Linked DNA regions of Mus musculus: region 2 is linked to region 1. Evidence: chromatin loops called from intact Hi-C (ENCODE). Cell type or tissue: heart. All regions are shown on one strand.

Region 1 (8,000 bases):
GGCTCAGTGCAACACATTACACAGTGTTAATCATTCCACATCCTATAGAGTCAAGATCTGCTTAATAGTTTATCTGCCAAATGAATGAGTTCTGTTCCAGCCTTTGAAGCTGCTTCTGCCAATTCTTCCCTTTCTTCTCAAGTTATTCCTTGAAAAGTATCAACTGCTCAGTACTTTCCTGGACAAAACGGTGGGGCTATTTATAGGGAGTCAGACTTGTATGCAGAATTCTCTCTACTCTAGGAATAGAGCCTGCAAATCAGCTCTTGGTTCTTCCTAGAGCATCTACTCAGCCTTCTTGACTTGGTGAGTTCTCCAAGTCTGTGCCAAAGTCTAAACCCTTTTATCAAGGCAGAAACTGGCACTGGGTTTCCTTGATGCGCTTTCCTTTGCTTCCCTCCTAATGAGTGTCATGATTCTTGTTGGCTTGTTTTTTGGTGTGAGAAAGAATCTATTTTCATTCTCTACTTTGTGTTGTTAGGGTATTTCTAGTGAGTTTATAAACTTGTTTCCTATTAATACATCCATTAGAGGTTTTATTAGATTGTGCATAGATTGTGCATCTCTTTTACACACACACACACACACACACACACACACCCTATCTTTTGATTTTCCTGAAGTCTTTTCCGTATAGTGTTTGTTATTCCTCTCTATACTGCCCACCCCCAGGTACTACCACATCTGATAACAATTTCCCATAGCACAAAGGACTTGATTTATGTGTTGCAGTGGCCCGGGCACATATTTCTTTCTTCGAGTCTCTGCTTCTAAATTTAGCTTGTGATTCACCTTCTTGCAAACTTTTTGTTTCCCGATTTGCATTCATTAAACTGATGGATCACTTTTTTTTTAATTTTTCAGATGTGTGTTTACAGTATTTTATTTATAATTATTTGAATGTCTGGACTCATTTGGGTGTTTTTCTTGGAATAAGGTTGTAATTGATATTTATATTTTCTTTTCCTATGCCATGCTCCATATTTTAAAAGATGCTTCATAAATATTTTCACACTTTCTGCATTTTACAATATTTTATGTCAGGTGCAGCTGTTCATTGTGCCTATTCATTATGACTTCAGCAATGAGGTTTAATCTCAAGGATTAAACTTTTTTTGTAAAAGAATAAATGTGGTATTCAATATTTTCTGAAATAGTAATTCTTTGTGGAGGAATTCTACTCAAAGTTGACTGTAATATAATTAATTCAGCACTTGTGAAGAAATTGTCCAATGTCACTGGTCATTCCCAACCTTATAGTGTTAGCTTTTCTCTCAGTGACACACATCATTTTCATTAGGGGATTGTTGCCTTTTGGACAGATAAAGGTATGTGTTTTGATTGTTGATGATGGAAAACATTATTCAGTACTAATTGCTTTTTGTGGGGCCCTTGGTGGTCTCTTCAAATGCATCCTTATTCTGAGATTCATTATGATCAATTTCTGATTTAAAAAACCCACCTGTACCACCTACAACAATAAGAACAGCAAATAACTATAAACAGCATATTGTTGTATTTTCAATGCCATGTTGATTTGCTTGGTCTTTAGAATTTGTTTCAGTATAATTTTAAAGATACTCAACTTTTGCTTTAATTTAATAAACTTATTTTAAATAGAAATGTACTAGAATAAAGCAAACCTTAAGTGTTAAGACAAAAAGACATTGATAATCATAAGGTGAATACAAATGAAACATGAATAAGTCTAATGAAGGAAGCATACTATACAACAGAAGAAAGGAGCTGTCTACCTATTGGAGGAAATAGAAGAATGTTAAATTGTTAAAGTCACATGCTGTGGATAATGAAACTTAGCATTACAGAGCTGCCAACTCTGGCTCAGAACAGCTATTCATATACTACATTTAATATAGTGCACAACAGTTTCCAAAGTCCACAAAAGCCAAAAGAAATATTAGAAAAGAAGAAAAATAAAGAAATCTTCATATACACAGAAGTGGTAACATTTATATAATTCTAACAAATAAATTAAAAGTAAGACACTGTCGATGCAAGAACTGTATTCAAATAAGAACATTAATAGCACATGTTCTAAGAACATTACCTCCACTGAAACAAAAGTGATTTTCATTATAAATACCTCCAACAGATTTCTCTTCTATTTAAGAATAGCTTTATTAGTAGTATTCCATTTTAAAACACAGATAATGTAAATACTGTGTTTGAATAACATTAAAGATGAGTATTTTCTTAAATACTCGTTACACTTTCTTCCTCGTCTTTGATTCTTTTTTCTTCTATTTTAGCCATGTCCTTTTACTTCTTATCCATCCTTGGCTCAGAATCTCCCTGCCTGTCTTTCTTGCTCCACTCTGACATTTCTCTCCTCCTCACTTACTTATTCTCTCTTTCTCTCTTTTTCTGAAATCATTATACACATTTCTTTCACATATAGCAGAATTAAGTGCTTTGTTTTACTTGTTCATTATGAACTGATTCGGACTTAATAAGGAGAAGAAGATGTTTATACTGCAGGCTTCTAACGTCCTGCTTTTATTTTGGTTGATGGTTTGGACAGAGCCTATGAAGAGTATTTATAAAGAGAAACAGATGCTCCTGGTAAATGAGAGTCCATTTGTGGTCCTTACACTGTGCCTCCTTCATAACTGCACAGTTCAAGTTTTAATTTAGTTTTTAAGTCTTTCAAAAATATAACAGTAACTACCAGACAACCAGGCATGGAAATGCCTGGCAAGTAATTAATTATGAATTTTATTATAAACACTGCAAAGCTACTAGCTACTCTAAAAGAGGAAGATTGAGAAGGGTCGCTTAAAACATTGCAGAGAGAAAATAGCCAATTGGCATTTCTCTAGACGTTTTTTTCAGAAATTATATTTCAGGAAGGGTAATGTGAATATGAGTAACACGTGGGCAGAGAATTCCTGTGAGAAATCAAGAGCGACTGACTGCATGGTGCTGGGAGAGGCGTTCCATATTCAGACACTTGGCAGGAAACTGAGTCTCTGAAGAGGGGGTGTGGCTGCTCTGTATCCAATGAGATGCAGTACGATAATTCACTATCTAAGGCACAGGATCATATGACCAGAATAATAAATGGTGTTAGTCTGATTGTTCTTTCAGTGGATGAGATCTTCCTATAAAAATCAATGTGAAAAGAGACATGGTAAGTATTTTCTGGAGTTTCCCTACATTTGGCCCAAGGATCTGTAGAAGAGAGATTTCTTCGTGGAGCTCTATGGAGCTCTTATGAACAAAAATATGAGCCACAATGGATCACGTAATGCTTTCTGATATTTGTGACTGCTGAGTACAGAGAGCATGGCAAAAGGTTTGATATGTCTCCCTCAAGACTTGTCTGAGAGGCTCTTATGCCATGCTGGGTTCTACTGCTGAGTCAAGATTTTGAGAGCTGCATACAAGATGAGAGAAGGAGAAGGAGGGGGAGGGGGGAGAGGGAGAAGGAGAAGGAGAAGGAAGGAGAGGAGGAGAAGAAATGAGAAAAGGAGAAGGAGGAGAGAAGGAGAAAAGGGGAAAGGGGAAGTAGAAAGGAGAAGTAGAAGAGGAAGAGGAGGAGGAAGAGAAGAAGAGGAAGACGATGATCAACAACAACAACAACACTACCAGCCTGAAAATTAAGAACTATCAGAGGCAGAACATCTATGACAACACAAACAAGAAAAGATGGAATGAGATAGGCGAACTTTCTTTAGAATGATCTGGTCCTATTATATCAGCCCTATATTCTTGTATACACAAGAGAATTACATATTGTGGATGTTCCCACTTATGCTTGATTATACAAAGTGAATGTAAACAAAAGCAAAGTACAACCCAATGTAAAAAAAAAAAAAAAAAAAACAATATGGCCTGAGGTGAGGTGGGGATGTTGCCATTACTTTAGAAAGGCCCTGGTCTTGTTTTCTTCTTGTGTATAAATGGCATTCTCAAAGTAGTTTACATGGCTTGACATTTAATTTTCTTTTGGTTATTTAACCAGTGGATTCCCAGTAACACTGTTAAATATTAGATCTGACTGTCTTGGAGAGAATGTTTTAAAATTGAATTTGTAAAGATGTTTACTTTATGAATATAAAAGGTGCCATCAAATCCACCCAAGTCTTGAGTATAACAAGATGACAGATATGGAGAAGAAGATGATGCCCTCTTTCTGAACTAAGATATCCACTGGTGTCTCTCCTTGCATGAAAATGCTTGAACTTCTGTCCTCAAGTAAGAACATAATTGTGCATATTAAACATCCAATATGTATACAATAAGCAATGATTTTCTTTTAAAACTCATCCTATTATCTACTCAAACTATAAACCTTTTACATGTATACATGTGCTCCTCAACAATTAGAATATGAGTTGATATGTCTGAGTGCAACGATTTAATTTCCAAAATGAAAATAAAGCTTAATAGGAAAATAGATGTGCTTATAGGACACATGTGAAAATGATTAAAAAGAATTTCCTGAACCAAAACACTCAACTATCAAATTCAAATCTAAACCTCAGCAGCAAGTTTTAATATGTTGTTTGGTATGAAGAATTAGTTTTGCTTCTAAATTGTCCATGTATATTTAGTGGTAAATTTTTAAGGTGTGTTAAAAACTAGTTGGAAGGAAAGAGAGTGATTAAAAGTAAAAATCAAGCACCTCAAATGAAAATAATAACGCTAAAATTTATGACATTTCAGAAACTGACAGGCATTGATCTTCAAATATTAGGTGTAATAGTTTCTTTTAGGAGAAGTACATGTGGGTGAAATCATCTTACAAAGAAACAAAGAAATCTATAGAGGGAAACCTGTAATCATAAGACATTGGATGTTTTCCTTTAAATTTTAGCTTGCACAGGTCATATACACATATAAAAGGATTGTTTAATTCTGTCAGTCCTTACATTTGCCATTTTTATTAAACCAGAGTTTTATAAATTTGAGTGTGTGTGTGTGTGTGTGTGTGTGTGTGTGTGTGTGTATTTATGCAAACACAGATGAATATTGGAATAAATGTGATTGGTATTGATGGTGTACTATGTAAATAATTTTATAACATATTTCTTTAAAAATCAAATCACAGCTGGGTGGTGGCACACAGCATTAATCCCAGCACTTTTAAGGCACAAGCAAGCAGATCTTTTGAGTTCTAGGCTAGGCTGGTCTATATAATGAGTTCCAGGACATCCAGGACTACATAGTGAGACTCAATCTCAGAAAACCAAAAAGCAAAACTCAAAAACCCAAACAACCAACCAACCAAACAAACAACAAAAACAAAACCAAAGAAAAACAAAACTAAATCCAAGGTCTAATAAATCTTATTATTGCTATCTTTAAATAGTCAGCCCTAGATTTTTTTTCTTTTCTGTGTACCACCAGCACCTGAGCATATGATTAAGAATTAAAAGGAAAAAAGAGAGTGAGGGCACTACTGGTTATTTTGGCAAATGGCTGTCTGCTCTTGGATTGATTGGATTTGATTCCCACTCAAGGTTGAGACAACAGGACACACTGATTGGATGAAACTAAGAGCGACCTCTGCTGACTACCTTTTAATAACTTTTAGAAAATTTCCATTTGTATTAGTAGTGTACTTTCAGGAGAAAAAAAGATATGCATACATATCAGAAACAATTTCTAGAGTTAGCACAATAAAAATCTTGATAATAATATTAGTATATCAAAGTTAAAAGAGACCAAAAAGACATGCACATTACATTGCTTTAGAATGCTCATTCCTCAGCAATGTTTCTATTTTACATGACATTTGGCATAAATGAATATAATACTAACAAATCTAAAGAATGTGAAGTAACAGAAAATAGCGTTATCTTTAAATATCCCTAATAAAATTATTATAATGACCATTTTTGCATAATATTTTTACAACATTCAATTCATATATAATGGCAATGTGGTCATAATCTTCATTATATAATCCATTTTGTTATAGCAACTGTTTCCAAAGATAGCAAGAATAAAGGACAATTTATTTGTTCCATTCATTTTTTTCACACATTGCACTACAGATTCATAGCTTTGAAAACTATATATAAGGAGAAAATACAACCTCAATCGATAAAAAAATATGAAGTTTAAAAAAATCATTAAATCCAAAAGTAATATCTGTACACAAGGTTGGAAAGTGATTTTAGCCACTTGAAACTTCTTTCCTTCCATAACTTATATAAAAATAGTGATCATATTTTTTGAAGTGGTTGATTCTTTCAAACAAGTGTGTAGAAGATAAAAGAATAGGTCTGCTACAGCAGATCTTTTTGGTTCAAGAAAGGGGTTTATCTGGCCATTCTAAGATCCTCTCCTGTTGCCAAAATTGCTTTGTTGTTTCTTCTGTCCTTGTCCTTTGGAGATGAGTTTCTTCACTGGTGACCTTTATTTTGTTTTAAAGAATTTTGTCTATGTTGCGTCTGAGAGTAGAAGATGTGTGTCCACGAAACCCACACTTTCACATATCAGAATCAGCTTGTGCCACAGGGCTTAGGGTTCTTCAGCTTTGCAAGTAAAGGATTCCTCACTTTTTCTGTCCCACATTTCTATCCCAGAGTCTTTCTTTGTGCATAGACAGTCACTCATAAAATATTCTCAAACTGAGTAATGAACCCAACCAGCTGAGAGAGGATAATGAAGACTATTCCATATATTTACTGTTAATATTTTTCTATCTACTTTCTTTCACTAAAATTAAGCTTTTTTAAAATATTTTTTATTCTTTATTTTTTTTTACAGTCCAGACTTTATCCCCCACCTGCTCCACATTCCCACTGTTTCACATCCTACAACTCCTCACCACCCTGTCTCTAAGAGAATGTCTCCACTCCCTCGCTCCAGCAGACCTCCTTACTCTCTGGGTCCCCAAGTCTCTTGAGGGTTAGGTGTATCATCTCTGACTGAGTGAATTATTTTAAAAATATTTTTATTTTATTTTTAATTGGGATTGCTCAAGCAACCCATTCAAAGCATAAATACACACTAGTCATTTTCATCTACATAAGTGATTTAGATTCTGAAAATGTACATGATTTAAGACTCATTTTAAATTGTGTTTTATATTTATTTGCATGTTTGCTTAATATACTGTTGATTCTTTTGTGGTTATTGTTACTGCCACTTAAAACTTCCTTTGAAAGATACTGTCTATACAATCTAGTAGCATCAGTCACCATAGTATAAATATGTCAAATTAAATTTAATCACAGTGTTAATTCCTAGTAACTAACCTTTATCTACCAATCAATTCTGAACTAATATGAATCAGGTTATTGATTTTTAATTATTGCCTGTTGACATCTGACTTTTTATCCTCTTAGAGAATAACAATAAACGTTCCTGAAAGCTCAGGCAATGTTTAACAATCCCATGCCATGTTTTCAATATAACTATAGTTACTTCACTCTGTGTCTGCTGATTTTATGCTTTTCTTACCTTTATACTTGTTCGCATTGTGCTGTTTCAACTTCAATTTGCCTGCATATTTCTCCAGTTTTAATCTCCAATTATAGAGAAATGATTATAAGTACTGCTCTTCAGATTCAGTGAAAATTTCAGCATTTCCCCAATGAGTATGTTCATTGTGCTTAATTGTTGTTGGTAGTAAAGCTTAGTGCCTTATTTAAACTCATTTATGTTCTGTTTTTCTCCAAGCACAATTAATTCATTATGTTTAAAACCCTCAATAGTCTGTCTTTTAATTTTCTGTAGAATGAGAACAGGCTTCCACATAGTATATACAGTTTTCCAACCCTGGACTCCAGGCCTTGTGAAAAGATATGTACATAAAACACCTGCAGACTTCATGGAATGCTAGGAGAACTAAATAATTAGTTAACAGAAATATACACTATCAGCATATACTAAGTAGTAACTTTTCTTTTTTTCTTTTTTTTTTTTTTTTGGTTTTGCTTTTTTTTTTTTTTTTTTTTTGGTTGGTTGGTTTTTTAAGACAGGGTTTCTCTGGCTGTCTTGGAACTCACTTTGTAGACCAGCCT
Region 2 (8,000 bases), 250 kb after region 1:
TCCCATCACAGGAAATGCATCCTCCAAATTATAGTCCAGTTCACCACTATCCACCGAACAGGCTGTCTGAATACAAACAGGCACCTAGCAATTTTCTGGAGTTGCTTAGGAGCGCCCAATGGCACTGGCTGGATAAGAAAGAGGGAGGGGGGCGGGGCTTGGTCTTCTTTCAGTGCTCTCTCCCCTTCCTTCTCCTATTAAGCCTTCACATTCATTCCTTCTCTACCAACTGCTTATTGTGGATTTTGAGAAGAAAAAAAAAAATTAAATGTCTCACGCTTGTCCACTGCTAATAGTGCAGAGATCCCACCTATTTCCAGTGTAAAGGAAAAGGACAGCAGAAACAGAAGCATGGGAGAAGCTGTTCGTCATCCTGGCTCTGTGGTAGCTGTGAAAATAAAGATTTAGCTATCACGGCCCTCTTACCTGCTGGAATTCTCCCGTCCGTGAGGAAGAGGTCACTGAATCCTTCTCCCAGGAGCCTGTCTATCGGAGAATCGCGCCCCAAATCATAATCGCTATCTCCTGCTTCGCTATCTCCACGGCCACTGTCTTTCAGGCTAAATTTATCCATGTCTTGAAGGGCATATCTAGAAAGATCAGTGAAAGAAACACACAGTTTTTTACTCTTCGGCATTTAAGTTCCCCGAGACTTAGCAGCTGACACCAGGGTAATTCATACCTATAGCTCCTGGAATATTTGTTTCCTCGAAAACTTGGCCGTGGCTGATATTGCCCCTGGTGAAGCATGGAGAGAAGCTGCGAGACCTGCTGGAAACCAAAGAGACAGAACTGACTTCTGGGGGAAACAGAAAAAAACACTCCTCACGCATTCACGTGCATTAAGGAAGAAAAGGGAATGCTAAGCTCACACTTTCTATCTGTCAGGGGTTTACTTATGCTAGACCATGAAGAGGGCACAGCCAGACACCAAACCCAGTTAAGATCCATTACAGAGAGATCTGGCTGCTCTCAAAACACAAGTGAGTTGTTCCTGCTTGAAAGACTTTTAAATAACTGCCTTCCTTTACAGTTTAGATAAAACTGTAAAAATAAATAAATAAAATAAAATAAAAACTCAGTAAAATACACTGTTAGTTCAGATAATGAGACAATGCCAGAAAGCCAGAAAACTGCACAAAGTTTTCCAAAGACAGCATGCAATTGGAGTGAGATTCTCAAGAGCCAGGGTGTTGATTTCTCAGGAGAAATTTTAACAATGAGAATAGCTGGGTCCCTTTAGGTTTTATTTTTTCCTGTCTCAGCATCTTACTCTGAGAAGTGCAGGGACTCTGATTAACAGCCCCGTGTGAGACATCACACCTAACACCCGCAAGTGAATTATTTATAAAAATAGAAATAAGCCAGACGGTGTACTTGAGATAGGTCCACCCTGTGGCTTGAGTTCTAGTGGAACTGCCTACTGTCATCTATCAACGACAACCTTAAAGGTGTGATGACTGTGCAGCCTCTGAGCATCAGCATCTGGCTTGACCAGGCCCTGTAGTGTCTGATCTTACCTCAACAGCAGGAGTGGCGTGGGTGAGTTCTAATGAAAAATTCTCTGGCACGTGGTTTGATGAGATGGTCACCAAACTGTTGAGTGACTGGTGACTGTTGTGACTCTGGCGGCTGCCCATTTGTCCCCTCTCCAAGGTTGGGGATGAAGATGGGGAGGATCTGTGGTGAGATCTGATGGGCAGAGTGCCATTGATGGTGGGTACCAGTGTGATGTCTCCTTTGTGAATCTGCCTGGATGGCCTTTTAGGATGATGCTGGTACGTGGATTCTGCCACCCTGCAGTTGTAGGATCTGGTGTCTTTCTTTTCTCTATTACACCTCGTTGCAAACAGGACCATAATAACCAGCAACACAGCACAAATTGCTCCCAAGGAAATAATTATGATCATGGACACATCCAAGGATGCGCGGCTGACAGAGGTCATGGCTGTGCTTGTCACAGATTCTGCATAGTCAAAGACCATGCACCTCAGAAGGACTTTGGTGTGCAGAGGAGGACTGCCCTTGTCCTGGATGATAACTGAGAGTGCCCATTCCGCAGAGGGAATGGATTCCATGCTGACGTTGGTATGAATGTCACATGACCTAGGGTCCATGATAAAGATGTTTTCCTCATTACCAGATACTATGGAGCAGCTGAATTCAGCATTGGCACCAGAGTCCCTGTCGACCACCCTTATTCTTGTGACATGAAAACCACTTTCAGCTCCTTTGGGGATGGATATTTCTGCAGTATTATTGTGCATTGCAGGCCCTATAACCACAGGGACATTGTCATTCTCATCAATGATGGTCAGCACAACGGTGGTGTTGCTGGAGAGTTGCTTCTGACTCCCTCCATCCCTGGCTTCCACCACAAAAGTGATCTGACTCACTTCTTCATGATCAAAGATCCTGAGGGCATAGATGGCGCCATTAGAGGGGTCAATGGTTACATACGTGGTGATGGAACTTCCCAAGACAAAACTCTCCAAAATGGTGTATGTCACATGTCCGTTTTCACCAAGATCTGGATCAGTGGCTGTAACTGTGGTGATATACGCCCCTGGTGAATTATTCTCTGAGATGACAAATTCATATCGGCTCCTCTGGAAGCGAGGTGGATTGTCATTTATGTCATTGATTTGAACAGTAAAATGTCTCACTGAGGAGAGGCTTGGTGTTCCCTTGTCCTCAGCAATCACAGTCAAACTATACTCAGATCTCTTTTCTCTATCCAGAGTGGCATTGGTCAAGATCAAGTAGTTATTTTCATATGTCTTCTGAAGTTTAAAATGTCCATGCCCATGAAGCTTACAGATTATTTCCCCATTCAGCCCAGAATCCTTGTCTTGAACCCTGACGATAGCAACGAATGTATCAATGGGATCCCCTTCAAAGACATAAGATACTTCTTCTTTTCCAGGGGACATGAGATTTATGCTAATTTCAGGTTTATTGTCATTGACATCCACAACCTTAATTATAATTTTGCAATGAGCAGGAATGGAATTGGGACCCAAATCTTGGGCTTGAACGTCTATCTCATAGGACTTGGTGATTTCATAATCCACTGGCTTGAAAAGAGTCAAGTGGCCTTTTTCTGAGTCGATCTTAAAAGTCTCTATAATTTTGGGAGACACATGACTGCTGAAAGAATACACAATTCTCCCATTAGCGCCCTCATCTGGATCGGTGGCATTTAGATCAAGGAGCAAGGTTCCAACTGGGGAGTTTTCTAAGAGTTGTATTGTGTAAGAAGGCTGCTCAAAGGCCGGGCTGTTGTCGTTGGAATCCGAAATGCTGATTTTCAGGATGGAGGAGCCAGACCTCTGAGGCACTCCCATGTCGGAGGCGGTGAGCTGAAGCTCGTAGCTAGCCTTCAGCTCCCGATCCAACTCTTTCACCACTATGAGTTCAGCGTACTTGGCCCCGTCTGTCCTGGTTCGCACTTCGATATTAAAATAATCATTAGCAGAGAGCGAGTAGGTGTGGAGGGAATTTTCCCCAACATCTGGGTCGAACGCACTGTCCAGGGGGATACGAGTCCCAACTGCTGCGCTCTCCGATATCTCAATGGGAATGACGGGTCTCGAGAATTGGGGGGAATTGTCATTAATGTCCAGCACGTCCACTTCAATGTGGAACAGCTGCAGATGCTCGGTCGGCAGAGTGAGCACATCAAACTCTATCGAACAGTTCAAGTTTTTTTGGCATAGTTGCTCGCGGTCAATTTTAGCCCCTATGCTGATTTCTCCGGTATTCTCATTTACGACCAGGAGAGGAGAATTCCCCCGTGGCATGGCTCGAAAACGAACAGCAGAAGGATTTGGTAGCTTCAATAAAACATCAGCCACATCTTCTGATAGTCTAGCAATTACCGATCCGACCCTCTGCTCCTCATAAATCCTGTATTTCAGATTCTTAGCCAGGACATCGTGGCTGAAAAACGCCATCAGAAGTGCAAGTGCAAATCTAAAGTGCATTTTAGTATTCATTTGGTGCATTGGTCAGTTGCTAGATTCCCTTCTCAGGGCGAGTTAGAAGAGCCCAGCAATCCCTTCAACTTCCTCCCAGCCACTCAGAGCTCTAAGCCACATCGGGTCTCAGAGTCTTGAAAGCGACTCTTAATCACACAGCAATTAAACAGCTCGCAAACTTCAGTTTTCATACACACCGTTTGGCGACTTCCAGATAGGAGCGTGAAGTCCCTTCCTGGTAGGGGTGGCCGCTGGTCCTCCTGGCTGGGAGCAGCGTGTCACCTCGGCCTGGCTCCCCGCGTGGACTCCGTCCCCATCTATTGCAGGGTGCTGGCGGAGTCTGCAGTCTGTGTTTCCCGGGCGATTCTTGATTTTCCCCCCTTTCCTTTTCTCTGCTCCGCTGCAGACTAAACACCGGTGATTGCTGACTCCAGTCTGAAAATCTCTACAACTTCACTTCAACTCAGACAAAGCTCTTTGCCTGGCGTGTGTTGAATCGCTTCCAGCCAATCAGCGAGCTTCCAAATCCGAAGCTGCTGGAGTCACCGGAGCGAGGGAGGGCGCGCGTGGAGGGTGGGAGCGGGAGGGTGGCGGGCGCGGGTTGGGGACCCGCTAGGGGCGCGGGAGCGCGGCCGGGGGTGGGGTTCAGCCCTCCCGCCCCTCCTCCATCTCCATCCACTTTCTCCAAGCGTGCCGCGACAAAGGGGAGACAAATTACAGCAGGAGAGCGGTGTGGGGGTGGGGAGACCGGGAGGGAAGGAAAAAGAAAGGAAGAAAAAAACTTTAAATCAACTTCTGGTCGCCTGTATTTATATATGGCACATTAAATAGTTCTTGTTTTCTTAATTGATCTTTTCTTCTGCTACAAACATGTAATCATCTTGCTTTTTTCAGGGTTCCTTAACTGCTGGTTTCACTTAAAATACCTCCAAGTGAATTTTGTCGGTGGAGGAATTTAATAAAATGGGGAAACTTGCTTCTAATTATGCACACACCCCCTCCCCCTCGGCGGGTCTTTTCTCCTCCAAGGAGCAGCAAGCCGATTTTCTTGGAGCTCTGTTTTAAAGAACAGCCCAAGTGGAGAGGTTTCATTTTCTGCTTTCTTTCATCTTTACTCTTTGAAGATAAGAAAGGGGCCTATCTTGCACTCCCGATTTCTCTTAATTAGCAAGATTTAAAGGAACACCTCAGAGTTTGGAACTAATTAGCAAAAAAATTCTACCTTATTTCAGCCCTTTCTTTAGCTTGAGCAAAATTGTTCCATATATATATATATATATATATATATATATATAGCCTTGCACTTAAAAAAATCCTATTTATTTTGGGCAAAATTGATAGCTTGGGTAAAATTGGTAGCCTTCGCCTAGCGAATTCTTCCAATAGAGTACTATCTACCCATAGTGAGTTTTCACAATGAGTTCTGAGGAGACATGGACTCAATAGTTTACAAGTCAAATTTTTATAATACATACATTATTTATGAAAACAGTTTCCAGATATGTATTTTAAAAACCCAAAGGTTGTTTACACTGAGAAATAAAATGCCTGAGCTGAAAATTGCATTTTGTGTGCATCAGAGTGCTGGAAATATCTCAGGAGGTTGGTGCTGTATCCAGGTCACGGGGTTGATATGGTATTCTTATTGGGAAATATGATTATTTATGATGCTCCTTCTGCTCTGCGGCTCCTTTTAAGTTTATCACTCTGGCTCCATTCTTGCTCACCCTCCCCACCCCCCCTTTGCATTATCCCTCAGCTGTCTTCAGCTACTTGCAAATTCTGTGCTTCACAGAATCTCCATGTAACTTATTTGACATTTATTTTTCTCCTATTTTGCCCCCCAGAAACACATTTTTTTAAAAAGTAATTTTCTGATTTTTCCACTTTGCTTACTCTCAGCAGAACTCAGCTATAGTCACAGAGAAGGTACTCCCCCAAGAAGAAACCAGAGAAGAGCCCCAATACAAACTCTCCTTCATTCTAAGCATTCAAAAACATTTTATGAGCCATTGTCTCACCCCCATTCCCACCCCCAGAAACCAGTGCTGTGTGTCAAATTGTGCAGACTAGGATGTCTGCTATGAATGTGTTTAGTGCTATGTCACTCTGATGAACACTCTGCCCCCCCAATAACACCATTTTACAAGTTTGCAACCCTTTCAAATTGCTGATCCCCAAACCCTATAGACAAACTCAGAAAACTACCATAAGCAACTGGGACTTTAGAAACTCACAGCCATCTGGCCTATGTCGCTAACAATCTGAGCCAATAATTATGTCAGTTCGGGCTTTAGAGAGCCTCTCTGTAAAAGCCAAAGGAACAAAAAAAGGAGTTAGTGACTATTCAAAATTAGGGAGAGAATTCCAAAGACATCTAAGTCTATCAGTTTGAGGACTTTCATCTGTGAATGTGATAAGCATACTGCCACAACGCATGCCTTGGCTTGGTCATCTTCATTTATGGGATGCGTCTTACATTTGCTTAGAGCACCATGCTTTAGCAAATCTTTCTCTTCCTCCAGGCAGTGTGCTTGCCCATAAATATTATGAAAATGACTTCATCTTCCAAGGTATTCACCATAAATTGACAGGTGAGATGTGGCCATTCAGAATGTGTTTCTGTGCTTATGACTCTAGCAATCTTGGAATCATCTCGCGGATGCTTGCAATCTCTTTACACTTAGAGCAGAGGCTAATGTCTTCCTGAGTGGTTTACATAGCTACTTGGTCTGGGATAGAATCTATGGGGACATGATACCTCACCCCTTTAATCTAAGCACTTGGGAGGCAAGTGGAACTCTATGAGTTCAAAGCCAGCTTCGTCTGCATTGCAAATCACCATTCAGTAAGAGCTATAAAAGGAAACAATAATATATCTCTTTTATATGTTTCATTAATTCTAACAATTATTTCTTACAACTACAAAGAAAGTACAAAAACACAAACAAACAAGCAAACAAACAAATTCCTATCTCTCAGACCACACCTGAGAGAGATGAGGGTTTTTTTTTTTATTATTATTTTTTAACCTGGTCTCTTGACCTTGGCCTGATACAACTTATTTCTTTAGACTTTCACAAATGTGGGAACAAGTACATGGCCTTCTCCAAGAACTTCTTAGGCAGCCAGTAGAAGAAAGCAAATAGCATATTCCTAAAAGTCCATCACCTTGATGTGGCAGCTTTTTTGATTAGGAAGAGGAGTGTTTTCATTGCTTGACTACTGTGCCCATGTAAGTGAGGTCAGATATGTGAACAAAGTGGTCCTGTGCCTCTGGATTTGAAGTTGACTGGGTCTAGTCTGTTGGGCATACTTTTTTCCATGATTCCCCTCCCCTCCCTCCCCTCCCTCCCCTCCCCTCCCCTCTCCTCCTCTCCCCTCCCCTCCCCTTCTCTCTCTCTCTCTCTCCCTCTCTCTCTCTCTCTCTCATTTATCCATCTACAGGCATAGGAAAATGGGTTCGTGTATGATGACATGTCTGTAGGTAAATGATGTGGTGGGTCGGTGTGTTCACATGCATGTGTAAACATGACTTCACATGTACATGTGCCATTTATTTTGATTCCTTTTTTAAAGAAAAAGTGGTATTTCTCTGTCTGAATCATTAATATTTTCCACCCTCCTAACAAGTGAGGTAAGAGCCTCAGCTAGACAGCCCAAACATCTCATATTAAAGGAAAAATGTCTCTTTTGTGGTCAATATGTAAAGTTAAGAATGCAATTCTAAAATGCACATATGCATTTGGTAAACATCATAGATATTAACCTACATCCCATAACAACATACAAAAATGTAAAACCAGGTAGAAGTCTAGAGTATGCACTTGTAACTCACTATATCGCATCTTCTCTACCACCAAAATAAAGCACATAGTTCATCCTCTTCTAGAATGAGATAACATTTCAATCTCCCCTGATATTCATAGGAAATGGCTCTCCTTGACACCATATGGGCAAAATAAGCCACAATAATTGCTCTACAATCTATTCTGGTAAATTAGAAAATGAAAAAAAAAA

What was found. A loop is a pair of places that touch in the nucleus more often than their neighbours do. Peaks named below come from ENCODE experiments on the same cell type or tissue, not always from the same donor. Only the 100,000 strongest peaks of a DNase experiment are listed, where the experiment ranks them.
Region 2: a loop joins it to region 1, with 2.0 times the contacts of the local background. A loop is called at or near these places in 4 of 42 quality-filtered maps.

The regions. Positions count from the first base shown.
Region 1 is chr3:49,501,831-49,509,830 of GRCm38, forward strand. No RefSeq gene overlaps it. Among named protein-coding and RNA genes, the nearest start is that of Gm22480, 14 kb to the left of the region's middle. In heart, no CTCF peak of the experiment used is centred here; no DNase peak of the experiment used is centred here.
Region 2 is chr3:49,752,858-49,760,857 of GRCm38, forward strand. It overlaps Pcdh18 (protocadherin 18), which reads right to left and starts at 4,459. Exons shown (of 4, transcript NM_130448.3): 1 at 1,521-4,459; 2 at 683-768; 3 at 427-590. The coding sequence starts at 4,007. In heart, CTCF peaks have their summits at 3,185 (motif pointing left) and 4,649; DNase peaks (open chromatin) are centred at 3,404 and 4,504; H3K4me3 peaks cover 4,693 bases; H3K27ac peaks cover 2,033 bases.